Linked DNA regions of Homo sapiens: region 1 is linked to region 2. The links are chromatin contacts, found by Hi-C in ENCODE. All regions are on one chromosome and are shown on one strand. Each heading gives the region's core, a stretch centred on a gene start or an enhancer-like site at or near the end of the contact. The rest is flanking DNA. Distances are from core to core; before and after follow the strand shown.

What was found. Hi-C counts contacts between places; a loop is a spot of excess contacts on that map. Pooled maps may share reads with other maps.
Region 1: a loop to region 2 is called in a map of mammary epithelial cell, with 4 times the contacts of the local background. The contact joins two enhancer-like sites. A Hi-C loop is called at or near these places in 1 of 168 maps with a recorded cell type or tissue (mammary epithelial cell), 2 of 37 single-sample maps with no recorded cell type and 4 of 50 pooled maps.

The regions. Positions count from the first base shown.
Region 1 is chr5:151,004,098-151,009,820 of GRCh38, reverse strand. No RefSeq gene overlaps it. Among named protein-coding and RNA genes, the nearest start is that of GPX3, 14 kb to the left of the region's middle. Within about 2 kb of position 3,605, at least 24 of the 41 ENCODE cell types and tissues checked have a DNase peak (open chromatin) inside an H3K27ac peak, as active enhancers do.
Region 2 is chr5:150,558,219-150,563,183 of GRCh38, reverse strand. No RefSeq gene overlaps it. Among named protein-coding and RNA genes, the nearest start is that of NDST1, 53 kb to the right of the region's middle. Within about 2 kb of position 2,668, at least 2 of the 41 ENCODE cell types and tissues checked have a DNase peak (open chromatin) inside an H3K27ac peak, as active enhancers do.

The sequences.
Region 1 (5,723 bases), core at 2,356-4,855, 450 kb before region 2:
AAAAAAAAAGAAAAGAAAGGCTAAGTGACGGTCTACCTCACACGCTTGCTTGTGACCGCTTTGCCATGTTGCCCATTTGCAGAGCATTTTAGAGAGGATACAACCTCCCTCCACTTCCCTTTCCTAACCTGGTCCCCAGGATAGGTCTATGGGGTAGGCACTATTGCTTCATGCTTCACATGAAAATTTGAGGATCAGAGAGAGGATTTGCCCGAGGTCGCAGAGCTTGTACATGGCAGAGCTGGGTAATGAAATGGGCTTTCTGATGCCCCATCAGTAACTCTCCACCATAGTACCTTACATGCAATAACTACACATGATATAGTTGGAAACATAATCCACATGGATGTAAGACGTTATTTTTAACCATTTCCCCCTCTCGTTCCTCCTTCTTTAACAAGATATCTCCTATTCTGAAGCCCCTTTGAAGCTGTTGCTACATGGAGGCATTCATTCCTTTGTCCAATCTGTTTCTCTTCAAATACCCCCTCTCACCACCGTCCCCCTCCTTTGATGGTGGTGTGGGAAGAGTAGCATTGAGCTGGGAATTAGAATATCTGGGTCTTTGTCTCTCAGCCTTTAACCCCTCACTGGGCTATTGTCCAGTGTGGACTAGATAATCTGTAACATCTTCTGATTTAAGCCCATCTGTGCTCCCGCTGATACTAACTGACACCTTGCATGGGCAGGGCTGGAGACTCTCCAGGGCAGAGAGTATCTGTCATGCCTGCCAGGTCCGCTGTACCCTCCTAATGCTGCGGTTCTCCAAGCAGATTTATAGTCTCTCTCATGTTTAATCCTCATTCTTAGAACCACACCTCTGGCCTTCCTCTGGCCCTGGTTCAGCAAGACCCCTTGCATAGATTGCTAAAGCCGGCCTCACTCTGAAGAAATACAATTTTCAACTTGACATTAGGTGGTTATGGAACCATGACTCCTACGGAAGTCTGTGATTTCAAAGCCCTGTGCAGTAGGAACTGCCATGATATCTATTTTACACTTGTAGAAACTGAGGTTTACAGAGCCGAAGTGACTTGTCCAAGGGTTGCTGTGAGCCATGAAGCTAAAAACTGTAATGCAGGTTTTCTGACTGATGTTTCAGTGCTCTTCCTTATGTCCCTCCATTTTTTTTTTTCATTCATTTTCCATGTTTATTTATTGAGCACTGACTCTAGACAGGCCTTGGGTGGGGCACTAAGCATGTGGTAGTGAATACAACAGATGTGCTTCCTGCCATCATGGCGAGGAAGACCGTATTAAACCTTATGCTTCTTACACTATATTAAGTTGACAAATTCACATCAACTATAAACTTCGTATTTTTGGAGGGGAAAAGTTTTTTTCACCTTACCTGGTTTCTTGCTTCTCCTACAACTTTCTGTTTGTTCATGCTCCTCCCATTCAAGTCAGGGCCCTGGCTAAAGTCTGGGGAGGTCAGGCCCAGCAGCCAGAAGCGTCACCCCAGGCTCTAAGCCCTCCTCCCCTGCCTGTTCCGAAAGCAGCCACTGCTTCTCCCATTGACAGTGGGGACAGATAACACAGAGGCAGGGCCCCTGGAAGAAAGATTTCCTACACAGGGTCTGGTCTCTCATCATGGCTTGTGGGTCAGGGTGGAAAGGGCTGGAAAGGTGACTGGGACCCAGGCTGATTCATTAGTGTTATCGCTTGGCCAGCCCAGTCAGACAAATACAAGATCTGCTTGGCCAGCCCAGTGAGACAAATACAAGATCCTTATTTATTGAGGCTCAAGCCTCAAACTAGGCTCTGGGAAACATGAAAAGAGTGTTGCATGAGAACCCTGGTTTTGGCATCAGAGAGACCGGGATTCAAAGCCCAGCTCTGCCCCTTTGTAATTGTTGCAGCTTGGGCAAGGCGTGTTTCCTCATTTGCCAAGGGGATTTTGTATGGAGTAAGTAATGCATGTGAAAGCGTCTGGTGCAGTGCTTGGGATATAGTCCCTCCTCATTACATGGTTATAATTATTAAAGATGCCGGTGGTGACATCAGTGCTTTAGTTATGGGGTAAGTGCCTGAACTAAGAATCCTGGAGGTCATGGAGCCTGGGAATCTGACCTCTAGCATCCCACCAGCCCTCTGGCAGCCCATCCCACTGTCCTCTTAAAGTGCCTCCCTTCCCTGCAATGCACCACCTGCAATTCTATAACTCGTCAAAAGCTCTGTGGTCCCAGATAAGTCCGAATCTCTCTGGTCCACCCTGTTCTTACTGTAGCATGACAAGTTAGACCAGATGACCTCTAAGGGGTCCATCTGGCTTTAAAAGTCTTTGACAAGTTTCCTATGGTCTCCTTGGGAGAAGTACTTTGTGTTCAAGGTTCTGTCTTCTTCTTATCCAAAAAGGAGGAATGTGGGTTTTCAGGACTTTAGAATACCCTCAGAGAAGGTCCAGCTCTCCTCTCATGCACACATACCCCTGTTCTACCTCTCCATTTGCATATAATAGCTGAGATTAATTTAGTACCAACTATGGGCTAGGCGCTATTCTAAGCACTTTTAAAAGTGCTTTTATAAATTAGGTATACTATAAATTGCATTTTATAGTTGAGGAAACTGAGGCACAGAGGAGTTATGTACTCCAAGCTAGCAAGTGGTGGAGATGGTCTGGTTCCAGGACCTGCACTTCTACCCAACTTCTGCTCTTCACTTCCTTCCCACACTTCACTGAAGCTCAGAGAGTGAAGGGGACTTGCCCAAAGTCACACAGCAATTTACACAATGATCTCTGATCATTAAGCCATTGGAAGAGCCAGATTAAGGGCAAATAGAAGCCAAAGGTTAAAATGTCTTGGCCTCTCCCATTCTACATCCTCCCTCCACCCCCTGTTCCCATGGGCTATTTACTAAAAGCAGAGAGGCCTAGGGTGCGGTCTCATGGGGAAGTGCCAAGGCCAGGCGGGCCCTGCGGTGGTCAGCCCTCCTCTGAATGAAGCCTGGCTTCTTCGTCTACCCTCCCAGGCAGCAGCAGCACAATCAGTGGGGTGGAAGTGCCCAGGGTGGAAATGGGAGCAGGGCTGGAGCAGGAAAATAGAAAGAAAACAGGGCAGTGGCCAGGATTAGGGCAAAAGGATAGGGTGGAGGGGGAAAGACATGACCAATATGTTTTAAATGTCCACTGTGCGTGCCTAACACAGTGCTAAGCACTTTCCCTTACATCCTGAGATGAAGGTCCCATTATTACCCCATTTACGCAGGAGGAAACTGAGGCTCAGAAGGTTGAGTTATCCTGTGTGTCTACTGTGAAACGTGTCCTCTTTCCACTGAAGAAAGGGAAGGAATGACAGCAGAGTAGGAGAGGAAGGAGGAAAGAGGAAGAGAGCCAGATTCGGGAGAAAGGAGAAGAAAGTGAGTATGGGGCCTTGGCGCTCTGCCCCAGCAAGGGCAATGGGCCCAGAGTCATCCTCATCTCCCAGAAGGCTCACTGGGGAAATGTTTATGAGAAACCTCAACATTCAGAAGGGGCATGACCTTCCAGCTGGCTGTCCCGTGACTGCTGCTGGCTATAAACAGCCTGCTTATTAACCCCAGGAACCTGGCTCCTCTGCCACTTAAGGGATCGCCTGGAATGGGTGGGTTTGGAGAGCAGGAGGGTGCCTCGCCAAGAATTTGCAGACCAGGAGGAGTGGCTGCTAGGAACTAGATGATTTGTAGAGAGCTGGGCCAAAGGGGGCCCCCTCTGCTCCCACCCCTTGCAGAGTTGCTCAAGACGACATAGTGAGTTAATGTGCCCTAAAAGCCCTTAACCCAGACTTGACCACTTTAAGGGAATTACAAAGCTTGACTCATCTCATTATTTTCCCTAATGACCCATGTCATTAAAGCACTGTGGTGACATCAAATGAATTAATGGTCATAAAGGCATTTGGTAAACTGAACACCCCTGCATACCTGAGACCTTGTTTCTAGTCCAGTCCCCACCCCTATTGATCACTTAGGACAAACTCACATAGTGAGACAAACACAGAGTCACCCACCACAAGCTTACTGCCACTTACCTCCTTAGGTCGCTCAGCCACACTAAGTCCCAGCTGTGAAAGAAAGACCTTGGAGGTTATAATAGTACTGACCTACTGGGGTTGCTGAAAGGATTAACCGAGATACTTCCTATGAAGTTAGCACAGTGCCTGCACCTTTGTGTGCTCAGTCAGTGTTAGCCACATCCATGCTGTGGGTCCCATGAGAAATTCTATAAACTCCACCACCGCCACCACCACAGTAATGCTCTTAAAAATGACCTCAAATTGGAAGTTTTTTGAATGGAGAACAAGAGAGGAGGCAGGTATTTGCTGGAGCTGGACTGGGAAGAAGTAGATTTCATACACAGCTTGAAGGACTGGAAAGAGAACACTGAGAATATCACTGTGGAATTTCTGGGAAAGGAAGGGAATGTCTAAATACAAGAAATTGATGAAATGCTTTTGGATGTTTACAACTCAAAAAAGAACAGAAAGTCTCCATCTCATTCAAGGGCAGTGGTGGGACATGGCGACTTTTCAAGGACACAGGAGCTAGTGGCTGTAAGTGAAAGGTGTTGACAACCAGCTGAGCTCACAGGACTCATCCTGCTGGCTGCTGTCTCTGCAGCGTTGCTGAGTGCAGTGGATCCTTTTTCCACCTTGCATTCCAGAAACTTCTCCCAGTGTTCCCAGTAACAGTGTCCTACCTAGAGTCTAGGAATGTATTCCTGTCTATTCCATTGCTTCCTCTTCCCATTGAATCTTTCTTTTTAAAAATATTTTGAGAATTTTTATTCACATAAGTAACAGATGATTACATTTTTCTTATAAAATTAAAACCTGACAACTATGCTAAAACCCCATTTAACCCCTTCTGCTCTTCATGTTTGTCCCAACTCCTCCCCTTTATCACAATTAGCATGGATTTAGCTTTCCAGAATTTTCTCTATGCCTACACATACATCATTTAAAATATATATGTGACAGGATTGTTTGGCTTTTCTTCTTTTTTCATAAGTAATGTTTTATACATTATTATTGCACTACATGTTGTTTTTCTCATCCACTGTATGTTCTGAAGATCTGTCCATGTCAATACCTTTGATCTACTTAATTGGTAACTATTGCACAATGTGGATGTTTAATGGTTTATTTGCCTGCTCCTCCCTGACCCAGGCTTTCACCAAGACAGACAATGCTGCTGTGAACTTTCATACGCTCTCTTGTGCACGTGTGATTTTGTTTCTCTGGGATAGAAACCTGGCTGTGGAATTGCAGGTTATCAGGGTCTAACATGCCTTGCTGAATCTTAAGTGTAGGTTTTTCCCTGGCCAGCTCCCTTGGTCATTTCTTCTTCTTTTTATTTATTTTTTATTTTTTTGAGACAGAGTCTCGTTCTGTCACCCAGGTTGGAATGCAATGGCGCAATCTTGGCTCACTGTCTCTTGGGTTCAAGTGATTCTCCTGCCTCAGCCTCCTGAGTAGGTGGGATTACAGACACCTGCCACTACACCCAGCTAATTTTTGTATTTTTAGTAGAGACGGGGTTTCACCACGTTGATCAGGCTGGTCTTGAACTCCTGACCTCAGGTGATCCACCGCCTCGGCCTCCTAAAGTGCTGGGATTACAGGTGTGAGCCACTGCACCCAGCCTTCTTCTTTTTTTAAATTTTATTTTATTCTATATAGAGAGGGTCTTACTATGTTGACCAGGCTGGTCTTGAACTCCTGGCCTCAAGCAGCCCTCCCATC
Region 2 (4,965 bases), core at 1,419-3,918:
TGCTTGGCCTCATAGAATGAGTTGGGAATGTTCTCTCCTCTTTAGATTTTTGGTAAGAATTTAAGAGAAGGATTGATGTTAATTCTCCTTTAAATGTTTTGTAGGATTCACCAATGATGCCACCTGGTGGTAGGCATTTCTTTGCTGGGAGTTTTTTGATTACCGATTCAATCTCCTGACTTGTTACAGGCCTATTCAGATTTTCTATTTCCTCTTGAGTCAGTTTTGGTAGTTTGTGTGTCTCTAGGAATTTGTCCATTGCATCTAGAGCATCTGATTTTTTAACGTGCAGCTGCTTATAGCAGTCTCTCATGTTCCTTGTTTTCCTGTGAAGTTGGTGTTATGTGTGTGTGTTTTGAAGGGTCATTCTCAGCGCCTCAGATCACCCACCACTTCCATTTCAAGGTCCCAGGAAGAACAATCAAATGTAATGAGTTTCCACATTGAGTGGGCCACTTGACTCCTCAGCCCATCCTCATCTGCCTCAGGACAAAGGTGGCAGTGCCACCCCCAGGCTCAGGCTCAGAAATGGGGTCTGTATGTGTGTGAAACCAGGAACTGGCAGAGACTTTACTGAGCACTCACTGTGTAGCAGGCTCCTGCTGAGGGCTTTCCAGACACTGTCTCTTCACTCCTCACAACATCTCTGTCACCTCAGTCCTGTGACTATCCCCACTTCACAAAAGCAAAGACTGAGGCTCAGAGACATGAATTACTTGACCAAGGTCACACAGCCAACACTGAGCCTGTATTTGAAACCAGATCTACCCGGCTGTGCATATTTTGACTACTGTGCTGCACAGCCTATTCCTTCCCAAGGGAGAACACCCCAGAATGGGGCAAAGGCCAAGGAATTCAAGCTCCAGTTTTTACCCCCACTCCCTGAAAGGTGTAATAGAGCAGAGCTTCTCCAAGTACCCATGCAGAGGAGCCCTCCATCTGCTGCCATGCAGAGCAACAGACACCCTCCACCAATTACCCATGCAGAGGAGCCCTCTGCTGCCATGCAGAGCAGTAAATACCCTCCACCCACTGACCAGAGGCCCCCATGGAAAAGCACAGTGCAGAATAGCCTGAGGGTACACACCAGCAGGGTGTGCATGCTCACGCAACTGTTTGTATATGTAAAACAATTTCTGGAAAGATCCACAGAAACTGCTAATGGTGGTTTCCTCTGAAGAAGTGAGTTGGAGGACAAAGGTCAGGGAGTGGAAGGAGACATACATCTCACACCATTCCCTGTTTGTACTTCTGTTTTAGATTTGTAGGTACACATACTGTTAGGCACCTTTAACAGCTTCCCAGGATCACCCAGTCCCCAGCCCTGAAAAGGGCAGAGCCAGGCTCGGGGAATTGTCCCCACTCTGCCTCATGGTCATGGCATTTCCCTGTGCCAGGACACATTCCCAGCCTCAGGCCCAGGGGGCAGGACAGCCTAGTGGACTCCAGGCTGTGGAGTCTCATGGATCAATGACTACCAGCTCTGTGATCCTGACAGAGTTACTTAACCTCTCTGAACTCAAATTCCTCAAATATACAATGGGAATGATAATACCTACCTCAGAGGATTGTTATGAAGATTAAAAGAGGCCGGGCAAGGTGGCCGATGCCTGTAATCCCTGCACTTTGGGAGGCTGAGGCAGGAGGATCATTTGAGGCCAGGAGTTCAAGACCAGCCTGGGCCACATGGCAAAACCCCATCTTCACAAAAAATACAAAATAATTAGCCTGGCGTGGTGGTGCATGCCTGTAATCCCAGCTACTCAGAAGGCTGAGGTGGGAGAATGGCTTGAGCCCAGGAGCTTGAGGCTGCAGTGAGCCGAGATCACTGCATTCCAACCTGGGTGACACAGTGAGACACTGTCACAAAAAGAAAAAATTTTAAAGATAGCACTTGATAAGCAGAGGGTCTGCCTGACAGGATAAGAAATACTTTTTATTTATATTATTTAATTTATTGATGTTAATATTGATAATATTATTGCCCCACCACCATTAACCACCAGCCCAGTCTTCCCGGGAGGCATTCGCGCTGACTACACTGTGAGAGGCTAGGATAATAGTGCCCCCTGGTGGACATCTTTTGGACTGCATCTGATGAGTACCTACCATCTAGTACCACTAGAGAAAGAACAGGAGTCAAAATTCAGTTCCATTTCTTCCTTTTTACCCCTAAATATTAGGTTGGTGCAAAAGTAATTTCAAAAAACTAATATCTCACATGTACTTCATTAGATACTCTTACATAACAGTAAAATAATCAAAACCAGAAAATTGAACATCGGTTGAATAGTATTATCTAATCCACACGGTCCATCCTGACATTCTGCTAGGTGTCCCTATGGTATCCTTTATAGCTAATTGTTTCATGGTCCAGGACCCCTCCAGGGTCACACATGGCATTTGATTACCACATCTCTTTAGTATCCTTTAATCCTGAACCATTTCTCAGCTTTTCTGTATCTTTCATCACCTTGACATTGTTGGAGTTCAAGCCAGTTATTTTGCAAAATGTCCCTCAATACGGATGTGTCTGTCTGTTCCCCTTGGCTGGATTCATGTCCCGTGTTTTCGTTAGGAATTTCCCAGGTGTTGCACTGGGTCCTTCCCATTGCATCATATCGGGAGACATGGTGTCAATTTGTTCCAGCAATGGTGATGTTAACCCTAGCTCCCCCGTCTGTCAGCTTGGGGAAGCTAAGCTCCCAGGGCCAGAGAGGAGCTGAGACTGGCCTACAGTCACAGGAAAGTCAGGATCCTCAGCTCAGGGTCTTCACGAATGCTTAGGATAAATGCAGCCAGGCAAGAAATTGATCACCGGCACCTAGGCCTCCTCCAGATCCTAACTCCATAGGAGCTTAAGGGCTGGGTAAAGCAGTGTTGGCCTTCATCGCATCGTCATGTAAGTCTAGCTGCTTGGAGTCCCCCTTTCTGCTTTGTCCATTTCTATTTTTCATTAAGACTTTTTCATTCCACAAATGATATGCAAATGCATTATCCTTGTCTTATATATATTTCAGCCAAGGCTGAAGTCTCCTTTGAAAGTTCCCCTTCTCAGTCTTTCCTCCCCTAGTATCAGTTTGATATGAGACGTCTATCTACAACCCCAGGAAAAATACAAACTGTAGTGTTCTCTTTCCATGATGGTCACATTGTATAAGTCTGTCATAGAAATTTCCCTGGCAGGGCTTGGAGACTGAGCTCATTACTTTCAACTGAATCATCATTACAGTGAATGGATACACTGGAGGTTACCTAGCTGAGACCCTGTGGATGGACATCTAGGTTGTTCCCAGCGTTTTCCTATTGTGAAACACACTGCCCTACACGCATGATCCAGGCTTCTCCAAGGTAACTCCCCACCTCTAGAAGCCCAAACCACTCCTGGGGCACCAGATTTACTGGGTGGACATCCCCGTGGGGGGTGAGGAGGGGCTGATGGGCTGCTACTCATTCAGCCTATTAGAACTGCAGGACTTTTAGGACCTCTGGAAGCAACTGGGCTGGGTTTTCACAATGTGTTTTGAGAAATCTTAGGGTTCCAAGATAGCCTGAGAGACAGGGAGGAGGTGAGCTGGGAAGAGTCCAGAGCTTCACTCCCACTCCAACCACAGAGCACCCCCACCTTTACCTGGTTTTCAATTAAGTGATTCTTTCAAAACAGAATCTCAGCTGTATGTAAATTCAAAAATCCCTGTTGCAGGCTGACCCCTCAGTTGGCACAGTCACCTTTCTGCACCATGCCTCTGGATCTGCTCTTGTCCATGCAGCCTCCAGCTGTGTTCTTGCTGGTGAGGGCCACCTGACCCAAACCAAGCTCCCAGCTGACGAACTGCAAAGAGGGCTCTGCAGGTGCTGCCCTTGTGCCATCAGAGGTGGCACTGTGGTATTTCACTTTGAACATACTGGGTCCTGGGAAGCAGGACTGCCCAGCTGTGTCCCCAGCATGCCCCTCCTCTGTCCCTCAGAAGCTGTGCACATTTCTGGGTACCGTCTCTGACAAACATGGTGGCCTGATTCAGTGTTCCCAAACTTCCCTGAACACCAAGGAGTCTGTTAAAGTACACAGTGCTGGGTCCCACCCCAGAGGTTCTGAGTGAGCAGATTTTGGGGGAGCCCAGGAATGTATATTGTTTAAAGCTTCCCAAGGGGATTCTGAAGGAGCATGTCTGATCACCTGCATTGCAGACACTGGCCTGGGCCCCTACCTGTGAACTCTCCTTCTCCAGGCAAATCTCGAGTCTGGCCCTCAATTAGGCTGTGAGGGCTTCAGTCATTTGTTTTACCCTAAGTTTTCCTGGACAGTGGGGCTCTCCGTATTAATTAGAACCCATAGGAACCATGGATCTGAGTCAGAGTTTCCCACTCTGAGCCAGAGTTACACTGGGCTGCCTCAGTGTACTGGAGGGCTCCTTATAAATTCCTCAGTGTACTGGAGGGCTCCTTAAAGATGTTGGGCCCCACCCCACATCTGCTGGAGCTGAATCTCTGGAAGTAGACCTGGGAATCTGCATGTTTTAGGCAAGTTCTTCAAGTGAGGCCATGGAGTCCAACTCCCTCCATGCGTCTAAAAGGTGAGGGAAATGGGATAAAACAGTAAAAGTGGCTTGCCCCCAGCTACAATATACATTAGTAGCAGAAATTGTTCCAGCCCCCAAGTCTCCTCTCGGTCCAGTGCCCGACACCCAGGGCTTCTGAGCAATCCAGCTTGTCTGAGGGCTTCTATCACCTGAGATGCCCCCTGTGGCTGCCCTAGGATAGGCCTCTGCTGTATCTGGGAAATCTTCCATTTATAACCCAGTGAAAATGATCTGCGTTGACCAAGTCACCATGTGTATAGGTGTGTGCATACATGTGGGCACGTGTGCATGCCTGAGGTGGCAGGGACAAGCGGGCTTTGGCCGTGCATGCAAACACCCCTACTCCACCCTTCCCTGCGGGCCTTGCAAAAAGGTCAGACAGGAC